Linked DNA regions of Homo sapiens: region 2 is linked to region 1. Evidence: chromatin contacts called from ENCODE Hi-C data. All regions are on one chromosome and are shown on one strand. Each heading gives the region's core, a stretch centred on a gene start or an enhancer-like site at or near the end of the contact. The rest is flanking DNA. Distances are from core to core; before and after follow the strand shown. Region 1 holds the start of C16orf95-DT (C16orf95 divergent transcript). Region 2 overlaps SLC7A5 (solute carrier family 7 member 5).

The links. Hi-C counts contacts between places; a loop is a spot of excess contacts on that map. Pooled maps may share reads with other maps.
Region 2: a loop to region 1 is called in a pooled map, with 5 times the contacts of the local background. The contact joins the enhancer-like site here to the promoter of C16orf95-DT in region 1. A Hi-C loop is called at or near these places in 2 of 37 single-sample maps with no recorded cell type and 5 of 50 pooled maps.

Annotation. Positions count from the first base shown.
Region 1 is chr16:87,315,931-87,321,267 of GRCh38, reverse strand. C16orf95-DT (C16orf95 divergent transcript) reads right to left here and starts at 3,759. Exons shown (of 2, transcript NR_135180.1): 1 at 3,546-3,759; 2 at 3,225-3,411. It overlaps C16orf95 (chromosome 16 open reading frame 95), which reads left to right and starts at 3,876. Exons shown (of 7, transcript NM_001195124.3): 1 at 3,876-4,177. The coding sequence starts at 4,026. RefSeq lists an enhancer at 3,849-4,298.
Region 2 is chr16:87,846,664-87,851,949 of GRCh38, reverse strand. SLC7A5 (solute carrier family 7 member 5) reads left to right here. Exons shown (of 10, transcript NM_003486.7): 2 at 101-226. Among named protein-coding and RNA genes, the nearest start is that of MIR11401, 4.6 kb to the left of the region's middle. RefSeq lists enhancers at 764-1,669, 1,513-1,807, 1,670-2,576. Within about 2 kb of position 1,774, at least 6 of the 41 ENCODE cell types and tissues checked have a DNase peak (open chromatin) inside an H3K27ac peak, as active enhancers do.

The DNA of each region.
Region 1 (5,337 bases), core at 2,510-5,009:
TACCTGTGCTTCCTACTTCAAGAGAGGAAGACAGTTCCAGCTACTCAGGAGGAGGCAGGAGGATTGCTTGAGCCCAGGAGGTTGAGGCTGCAGTGAGCCACTATCACACCCCTGCACTCCAGCCTGGGTGACAGTGGGACACCCTGTCTCCAAAAAAAGGCAAGATGTGTTTCCCCCTACCTGCCAAGGACCAGTGTTTGCCCATCTGCAGGAAGCAGCACCTTGCTAGAATGTGGGACTTCAGCACGATGCCCTGAGATCCATCCGCGGTGTTGCCTGAATCAACCGCTCATCCCTCGGATTGCTGAGCAGGATTCACAGGGTGGAGGCACCACAATGTATCTGTGTCCCCAGAAAGAATACTTGCAGTTTCCAGTTGGACACTTTATCAATAAAATCACTATAAACATCTGTGTGATTTTTTGTGTGGACATAAGTTTTCATTCCTTTAAATACCTAAAAGTGGGACTGCTGTGTCACATGTTAAGCACATGTTGCATCAGAGGAGAAACTGCCACATTTTCCAGAGCGGATGAAGGAGTCCCCCTGTGCCACATCCTCGCCATCCCTTACGGTGTACTCAGTGTTCTTTTTTTGAGACGGGGTCTCGCTCTGTTGCCCAGGCTGGAATGCAGTGGCCTGATCTCAGCCCACTGCAACCTCTGCCTCCCGGGTTCAAGTGATTCTCCTGCCTCAGCCTCCCCAGTAGCTGGGACTACAGGCATGCACCACCATGCCCGGCTAATTTTTTGTATTTTCAGTAGAGACGGGGTTTCACCGTGTTAGTCAGGATGGCCTCGAACAACAGGAGGCGGAACTACAGGCATGACCAAGAAGGTCAGGACACAGGCGGCTGGAGCCATCCTGCGGGGGATGCCAGGAGCCAGTGCAGAACATGTCCTGAAGTTGTCCTGACTGCAGAGTGGAGTGGCTGGAACATTCACCCCACCCTGTCACTGCTGATGGCTGTCCCCACACATGGGTCAAGCAACTCTCGCAGTTGGAAGGAGCCATTAGCAGGTGAAAGTGAGGCTGTTTGCCTCAGTGGCCCACTGCTTCTCTGCCCTGTCTAGCCAGGTTGATGGTCCCCTCTGGTCTGGTGGTAGCTTCTGCTGCTCAGGTGTCAGGCCTCTCTGCAGGGCCACCACTAGCCCAGGGTGCTCCTGTGTAAGTTCACATATGGCGCTGCTTTGGAGCAGGCTAAGGCCCAGGCTGGGGTGCATGACTTGGTTAGCTGAGCACAGGATAAATGCAAGCCTCACTTGTGTTCTTGGCAAGGGACCCTTGATTAGTGAAGAAACCACACAACTGTGCCCAGGAACCCTGCTTCTGTCTGGGTATAGGCTGCCTGGGGAGGTGTGATCTGGGAGGAACCTGCAACTCTCTCCCTGGGATCAAGGAGGTTCTGTGGGTTTGGCTTGGGTACCCATTACCTTGGGTTCACAAAGATCTCATTCTGCTCCTCTTTCCCTCTACTTGGGGGCTTTGGAAACAAAAGCCTAAAACAGGCAGTGGTAGTGGCCAAACTTCCAGCCTGAAGCACACTCACGTCACAAACTGACGTGTGCTGGACTCTGTCTGGCTTTTTTTTTTTTTTTCCTTGAGACAGGGTCTGGCCCTGTCACCCGGGCTGGATGGAATCATGGCTCATTACATCCTCAACCCCCTGGGCTTAAGTGATCCTCCCACCTCAAACTCCCAAGTAGCTGGGACCACAGGCATGTGCCACCATGCCTAATTTTTAAATTTTTTGCAGAGATGAGGTCTCACTACGTTGCCAAGGCTGGTCTCAAACTCCTGGGCTCAAGAGATCTTCCCACCTTGGCCTCCCAAAGTGCTGGGATTACAGATGTGAGCTACCATGACAGTCCCTGGTTTTTGAGCACCTTTCATGCTCTTTCATATTTGATCTTCTGAAACTTCCTTGGGATTGGTTCTATGGTTATCATTATTTTAGACATAAAACTGAAGCTCAGAAAAGTTAGGCAACTTGTCTGATACCTGTCTCTGATAAGAGGCAGAGCAAGGATTGGGATCTAGGCCTTGTTACTCAGAGCACAGGGGCAGGGTGGCTGGAGTTTCCTTCACATCCCCAGCCTGTGTCATGATGGATTTGCTTTCCTGGTTTTGAACATCACACACATGGAATTGTCTGTACATTCTGGGGTCTGACTTCATTGTACACTTCATCCACATTGTTGTGGGTTGTGGTTGTGTGCCCATTTCCATTGTTGTACAGAATTTCCTCTCTGTGAACATGCCATACTTTCTTTTTAAAATCTTTTTTTCCTATGGATGGACATCTGGATCATTTCCAGTTTGGGGCCATCAGGAAGAAAGCTGCTGTGGGTAGTTTTGTTCATGTCTTCTGGTACACATAAGCTCTCATTTCTCTTGGGTGAGTTGAGGAATTAGTTGGTCATCAGGTATTCATATGTTTAGGTTTTGTAAATACTACCAGTTTGCCAATGTGGTTTTATCAATTTCATGAGCCATGTATGAGGGTTCCAGCTGTGACATCCTCGACAAACTAGGTATTGTCAGTCCTTTTAATTTTAGCCATTCTTGGGTGGGTGAGGGCAGTGAAGAGCTATTCTTGACATGGAATGACAAGACCTAGTGTGCCCGAGGTGAAGGCCTGAGCGTCCAGGGGAGCATGAGCCTGTCTTCTATGCCCTGCTGTGCTATGGCAGTGTTTCAGTGTGCTCTGGAGGAAAACAGCAGAGAAGCCGAGTGCTCCAAAGTGGGCAGAAATGAGACAGGCATAATGTGCTAGGCTAATGGTGACTCTTGGAATTTTGTCATTAGCTACAAAGAGGGCAGTGACATGATTTACACACACACACGGGGTGGGGTATCTGAAATATTAGGCAGCTAGTATGGCAGGGGCACCGTCTAATCAGCATGGATGCTGGCCAGGAGAGGACATGTGTATGTGCTGGCTGGAAACAGTCCTGCTCATAGGTCACGATCTTAATGATTAAATAACAAGGCAAGAAATCCGAGAGGGCAGTGCCTGGGAGCACCCTGTTTGCTCTGTGGCCAGAACGCAGCACACTGAAGTATTGCCCATCAGGGTAAGAGGTGCTCGTGATGGTTTGGGCAAATACAAATATTAATCCAGAGTATTTGAGTCTACATGAAAATACTGAAAAGTGAGGGAAGACCCAACCGTTTCCAAGAAATACAAATTGGAACTGGCGATAACTTAAAGAACATAATCAGAGAGGCAGAGGGCATTGGGTTTTACTAAAATATGAAGACATACGTCCTGTCTCCACGTCAGCAACTGCCCAAAGTACACGCGTTCCAGCGAAAAGAGCGGGTGGGGTGGGGAGGCTCAGGGCCAGCCAGAGCTTCGGTGCTTGCACGCCCAGGCCTCCGGGTGACGACTGCTTCCAATTCCGCGCCCTTTAAACCCCATGTTGTTAAAAAAAAAAAAAAAGAAAGAAAACCTATTTCTCTAAAAGTCACGATTCGAGCCCCACCTGAGGACGCAGCGATCCAGCGCCAACTCATTATCTGAGATAAAGGAGTGATTTTACCAGAAGCGCCTATGCAAGACGCAGGGCCCCGCGCGGGCTGCTCCCACCTCTTTCTCTCCTTGCAGGCTACCGAGACCCTGGCTGGGGCGGCCGGCGGCCCCTCCGGCCCATCCGTCGGAAATGATGAGTGGCTCCAGTGGCCGGGGTCCGCAGGACCTACCCCAGCGGGCATGGCGGGAGCCCCGCAGCCCCACACAGCCGCGCTCTGAGCCGCTGACCCCGCGTCTCTCGTGAGGGACCAATCAGCTGCCAGCTAAGGTCACATACCTAGAAGGCCAATTTTGATTGGCTGGGCGCGGGCTAGTCAGCGGGACGGGCGGGCGCGCGGGCGTTGTTGGGCTCCTCTGAGCGGTTGAGGTTGGGGCTGGGGTTGAGCTCGGGTTGGGTTCCTCCTGGGGCAGGAGGGAAAGGCGGGAGCCAGGGCGTCAGGGCCTGCGGACGATGTGTGTGTGAAAGGGCGCGTCAGCCATAAGAAGCCATATGCGTGCGAGCCGGTCCCCACCGTCCCCGCGGCGTTGTCACCATCATCATGAGGCCACTGGAGCAGCCTCAGGCGCTGCTGCCGGGGGGCCGGGCGCGGGGTGCGTCGGGCTCTGCAGGTTGGCACTCACACCCAGCGCGCAGGATGGCAGGCAAGTGAGTCCTGAATCCTGCCCGCGGCTACCCGACACCTCGCCTGTGAGTTCCCGGCCCGGCATTGCTCCATGACCTATGCACAGGCAGAACTCTTGACCGCCACCCACAGGAACCTCACTTACATTGGCTTAACAAAAACGCAACTGATGGTTCCACATAACTGAAAATGTCAGAAGTAGGCCTTCAGGCATGGATGTATCCAGGTACACATTGACCATGGTCCTGGAAGGTTTCTCTCCATCTCTCAGCTTCCTTCCTTTTTGCTGGCTTCCCTTGTGGAGGCAAGATGATCACCAGGACCTCCTGAGGTTTACATGTTATCAGATTATCAACCTCAACAAAAAGGAGATTCTTTTTTTTCCCAGCTTTCCAGGCTGGGCAGTGGTGAGTTTGGCCCACCTGAACTACAAGGACTGAGATGGCTGTGGCCCCCCCCCTCCCCACCAGGAATATAGCAGTGCTGTCATTACCAGAAGGGGCCTCGGATGCTGTGGAGGGCAGTGCCCCATCCTCTGTTTTCAAGCATTATCTGGGAGAGTTGATGCGTGAACCTATTACTCTCACAAAAATAGCAATAATAATAATGGTTATTATGACAATGAAACCCAAAAACACTTATATCGCTCTTACGGTTTCCACATACAAAGCACTTTGACCCACTACTGTCAGGGAAGCAGGGCTTTGCACCCACTGGAGACGCTTCATCCAGCCAACATTCAAGCAGTTTGTTGGGGAGTGGAACAGGGAAGAGCCACACAGGCTGTGTAACCCCAAGTGCTTTGTCATCCCAGAGACAAAGCACCCGGGTTTTTATAGTGGAAGGAGGTTCATTAATGGACAGTTTGACGATGTTTTTTCTTCAGTATTTCAGTAAGTTGAGGGTGTCTGACAGATCATCCTAGGTGATGTGATTGGCAGCTACATGTCTTGGAAAGTTCTCAGCAGGTTGGAATGCTCCTGTCTTTTCTGATGCTCCAAGCACAAGTGTAGCTGGAGTCAGCTTGAAGCTGGTTGGCTTGGGAATGCAGGATTCCATGACAGCCAGCCCCCAGGAGCCCCTAGACATTCACGCATGAGCTAGCACACGCCTGCTTCTGATGTCACCCTCTCACTCTTCTTGGGCTCAGAGGATCCCCCCATCCCCACCACCCGTGGG
Region 2 (5,286 bases), core at 525-3,024, 530 kb before region 1:
ACCTGGCCCTGGGGTGGGGGTGGGGTCGTCACCTCCCAGCCTACCCCTGAGCTGGCGTCTGTCTGCCCGTGGAACTCACCGCTGCCCTCTGTCTCCACAGTGCTGCTCACGGCCGTGAACTGCTACAGCGTGAAGGCCGCCACCCGGGTCCAGGATGCCTTTGCCGCCGCCAAGCTCCTGGCCCTGGCCCTGATCATCCTGCTGGGCTTCGTCCAGATCGGGAAGGGTGAGTACGTCCCCCAGGCCCCACCGGCGGCCCCTCGAGGCTTTGCCTGTGTGTCCTTCACAGGGCATGAGGTCCCGTCCCCGGGTGCCTCCCAGTCCGCAGCTCTGCAGTGCTGTACAACGTGGAGATTTCCCTCTGGGAAAATCACCCAGCAAGTGAAATCCGACCCAGAGGGGGACACAGGAGTGCTCCCGTGGGACAGCGTGGCCACCACTGGGAGGGGCTCTGGCAGTTTTTCTTGTTTTTTACGCTGCGATGTCTGTGAATCTTGAGAGCCCAGCTGATGCGTTGTAACCTCACCTGGGGGCGATGTGGAACATTCCAGGCCTGGCAGGGGCTATGCCTGCCATGCAGACCTCACCCGAGCCATCTCACCCTGGGTCTGTCAGAGTCCCACGTGCTGTCGCCCCTCACCCACCCCCGACGGGGCCATGCTCCTGGTCATGCTGTGATTCATTCATCATTCCATGGGCAGGTGTGGGATTGTCTCTGTGTTTCTGTCTGCTTTTTAAAGAAGATGAGGTAAGCATGGAAAACAAAACAAACGTGGTAACCCCATCACTCAGACGTGTCCACTGTTAGCATTCGGGAACAGGTGAGAGCAGTCTGGCGCACAGGTTTTAAGGCTGGCTGGCCCAGACTTTGGTCTTGTGCTGTGTGATCTTGGGGAAATCACTGATTCTGAGCCTTTTTCCCAGCTGCTTTTTCTCTTGGGGCTGGTAGAAGGAATAAAGAGAGTGAGTGTGAAACAGCCCCCGCCCCTTTGCACCTGTGTTCTCTGTTGACGTGGACTGACACAGTTGGTATTTTGCTGGGTGTCTCTGGACCCTTTAACACACACTCCATAGATCTGTGTTCTGTGTCTGCCTGCAGAGCCTCCACCCTTTCCACACTGCCATTCCGCGGTGAGGTCGGGCTGGGGTTTCATAAGCAGTTCCCATTTGTGTGGTCACAGACCCTGGGACACACTGTCCTTGGCACTGGATCCCACCCGTGGTTGGGTACAGTTGAAGTGGGGGGCCCTGTTGCTTGAGTCCAGCAGGGATGCCTCTGTCTGCAGTTCCTTCTGAGTTTGTCTCCATCCATGTTGGAGCCAGCCTAGGAGCAGAGCAGTTAGGAGCTGGCCTCCTTCTCTTCTCTCCCAGAGCCTCAGGTAGAGATGATCCCAGTCCTGGAGCTGTGGAGCTTTCGCTGAGTGCAGGCACCCGGCGGATGCACGCTCTGGTGACTCGCAGTCACCGATGGCTGCAGAGAGGCTGCCTGGTCCCACATGGCTGTAGGGGAGGCAGGTAGGACCCCAGGGCTGCAGAGGACAGGGCAAGGACCTTGCTCCTAGAGGCAGGAAGGTCCTCACCCAGCAAGCTGTGAGCTGCCCCGCCCCCATGCACGGCCAGGCCAAAACATGCAGACACAAGGACGCTGCCTCCTCCTGTGTGGGGCCCTGCCTCAGGGCTGGGAGGCTCTCCTGTGTGCACCGTGCCACTGGTGGGCTGTGAACTGAACAGTGCCCCGCAGCACCCAGCACCCAGCACGCAGCTTTAGCTGAGCCTCCGCCTTGCTCCTGGCGCCCCCTGCTGGCTGTACGTGGCACTTCGCCTTAGGACAAAGTCTGGCTGCAGCTGGGGAGGGGTCTCCACACCAAGCAGGTAACCTGGGCCTGCAGGGGGATGCAGTGCCGGGCTATACTGACCTCACCACAGCGAGGCGAGCTCCAGGGGCTGGGGCCAGACTGTCTTTATCAAATGTATCAATCTGTACAAAGTCTGCAGCAGGTGTTAGTTACCTGCCTCATCGTCGAGGGGAAGTCCCACTTGATTCCCAGGTGGCTCTGGAAGGTTGCCCAGGTCAATCCTTCAGGAGCTCGAGCCCATCCCCCATGCATGTGTCTGACCAGGGATTCTCAGAGTCGCCCGGGGTACCAGAGCCACCCAAGAGCTGGCAGGACAGGGCTGGCAGGAAGTCCCAATTCTGAACCTTCCTGGGACCTCAGGTTCCGGCACCTTACTCAAGGCAAGACGAGCTCATTCCATGGCTCCCGGGCACTCAGAAGTTGCCCAGGGAGGTGGTTGGGCCTGAGTGACATTTTACGGGCAGGAGACAAATCCATCCTGTGCCTCCCAGAAGTGGGCACGGAAGGGGTGCTTTGCTCGTGAAGGCCTTTGCTTGGCTGCGCTCATCAGATAGCCAGGAAAGATTTAGGAGGGGAACGTGATTTTTGTAAAAACAAATTTCGGTAGGGAGAGCAAAGAGCTTTTGTTCGACTTGAATACATAATAGGTTTATAATTCCGTTAGCTGTTGAAAGCGTCCTCCCACCGTGCTCCCCCCAGCAATTCCCTTCTGAGCTTTGGGATACAGTGCAGTGTCTGCAGAATTCCTGTCTCCTGTTTGGCTTCAACAGATTTATTTTGTTACCAGATGAATGCCTTGCTTTTAGAAGATACATTGTGTTGACCCCTTTCTCCCAAAGCAGTTGTCCAACTTTATACCCCCCAGTGGACGCAAAGCCCTTGGGCAGCTGCCCCCTCCCCTCGCTGGCACCTGGCAGCAGCGCCCCCAGATACTTCAAGGCAGAGACTCCGGCCTCAATTTTGCAACGACTGGCAAGTGGCCCTTTCCGGGTCTGGAGAATGCAGCGAAAATCTGGCAGAGCAGGCCTGGCCCACGCACCTGTTCCTGCCTGTCCCGCACCCTGGGTGCCCTGCTCCATTGGGGCTGAAAAGGCTCCTCCTTGCTGCCCTTGGCCCCCAGGTGGGCCCTGTGCTATGGAAAGGCACTGGCCCTAGGGTCCTGTAGGCCTTGGCTGACCTGTTTCCTCCTCGTCAGGGAAGTTTGTAATCACCCCTTCCCAGTTGGCCATCCGCAGAACCATCTTCTGTCCCGTGTGCCGCATCTATGCCGGGTCCCAATGAGAACATGGCCCCGCATCCAGAGCTCATGGGGGGACCTGAGAGCCATAGGCACGTGAATGGGAGAGTCGCAGTGGGGAATAAGCGGGGCCCTGGTGCAGACCAGAAAAGCCCTTCTGAGGGGTTGGGCCTTTCCTGAGATGCGGGCTGGGAGGGGCAGCTGGCTGAGTGACAGGGGCGACTCTGCAGGGGCCTGAGTGGTCGGGAGCCCTTGCCTCCTCCGCGTCTTGGGGGAGTCATGGCTGCCCCTAGGCTGGGGCATGGGGACACGCAGGCTTAGGTGTCACATGAGGTTCTACAGTTAGTCCCAGCCTTTTCGAAAGGGAGACAGTACTCATGAGGGTTCAGATCTGACCCACCGTCCCATGAGTCCACTCGCAGGCTGTTGCCTAAGGAGAGGGTGGCTGGGCCTTCGCCTGCAGGGCGGAGGGTGGGAGCGAGGGCACAGGCTCTGCCGTCCCAGCCCAGCAGCAGCAGCACGTCCCTCCTGGAGGACACAATGGGGCGCTTTGTGCTTTGCTTGGGCTGCAGCCGTCAGCGGCAGAACAAACTAATCTCTCCTTGAACAGTTACAGATTGGATAGTTGGGCAGATTTAAAAAAAAGGTTGCATAAAAACTTTCTTTTCCTTCTCCTCCCACATTGTACTGTTGGAGGTCAGTATTCCCCTGGAGCAAATTTGCCCTTTCACTCTGTCCACAAAAAGGAAAGAAAGCCGCAGCCTGCCAGGGCGGCGTGCCTCTTGCTGTCCTTCACCCCAGGAGGGGAAAATGCTTCCCCTGGGCAGGGCTCAGACCCCGGCTGAATGGCTTTGCTGAGCTGCTGGGCCCTGGGTCCCGGTGGCCGAGACCCCTGGATGTGACCTACACCTATGAGTAGGGCACTTCTGGACGGTCCCGTGTCCCAGGCGGTAAATACGTGTGTGCCACTGGGCTGTGGGGCAGGGGCCTGCATTTGTGTGTCACGTGACAGTTTTGAAATGATGGTTTTCCTTTGGTTCTTCAGCTAGTAGGGCCCCTTAGACTCAGAGAAGTGGGGTGCCCTGCCCCAGGTCCCACAGCCGTGAGCAGTGGGCAGGTCCCTCCCCACCCCCACTGTGACCCTGGGTGCAGTGTGCAGGGTCATGCGCTGCTGGGGGGAGGCCCACACCTCTGTTCCCAAGGTGCGTTCGGGTGGACAGCACTGGGCCCATCTGCTCTTGGGAGGTTCACGTGGGGTGTCATGTGTTACGGGAAAAGCTGACGGGACAGTTCCTGAGTAACACGTCCATCCTGAGAGGGTGGAGGTCTGGAGGACATTCCTTTTCAGACTGGTCTCTGAGCTTCACTGAGCTTCCTTGAAGGCAGCCCCCTGAGCCCCTCCCGATGTCCCTCCTGAGGAGCTTCCTGGAGGAAGAGGTGCCGCCTCCCTCATCTGGCCCTCATCTGGCTGGGGGTGTGCGGCCCTGTCTTGGTCTCCTCTTCCTGTGGGTGGGGGCGTCCAGCCCCCAGACGATGTTTCTGACAAAGGCCCCCTCAGTGGTCACAGCACATGCCCAGCTGCTGGGCTGTTCTGGTGAGAAAAACGTTTCACCCACACCTTGGCTGTCTGTGGCTCTGGGGTGTGGAGGGGTCGCCTCGTGGACTGAGAAGCCCCCCTGGGCTGTGGCTTAGAGCTGTTCCTTCTTCTGGGCCTGGCTTCACCTGAGTGTGTGCGTGGACCCATAGCTGGGCTTCTAGGCGCTCCCAGCAGAGCTCAGCCCAGCCTGCTCTCCGAACCCCAGATCAGGACTGTGGGCTTCTAGGGTGCCCTCCCGGAGAGAGGGCAAGGGCAGGTGCTAGATGTGCAGCTGCCTTGGGATTCTAGTTTTGCCGCCCCCCGGCCAGGGTGTCTGAGCCTCGGTGTCTTCCCCTGGGAAATGGGCTGTCCTCCCTTGCAGGGAGGAGGCCAGGCTCACCGCGTCCCCGGCACGGGAGCCACTGCCATGCAGGGTCCAACAGCCCCTTTTCCTCACCTCACGCCCTGACTGCCGCTTTCTCCGGGGGTGACAGCAAGAGCGGAGCAGGCCTGGGTGGGTGGGTCTCAGCTTCAGAGGGTCTGGTGCCAGGGCCCTGCTACCTGGATGCCGGCGGGAGAGTCGGTGAGAGGCCCCGCCAGGCCAGGGACCCTGATGC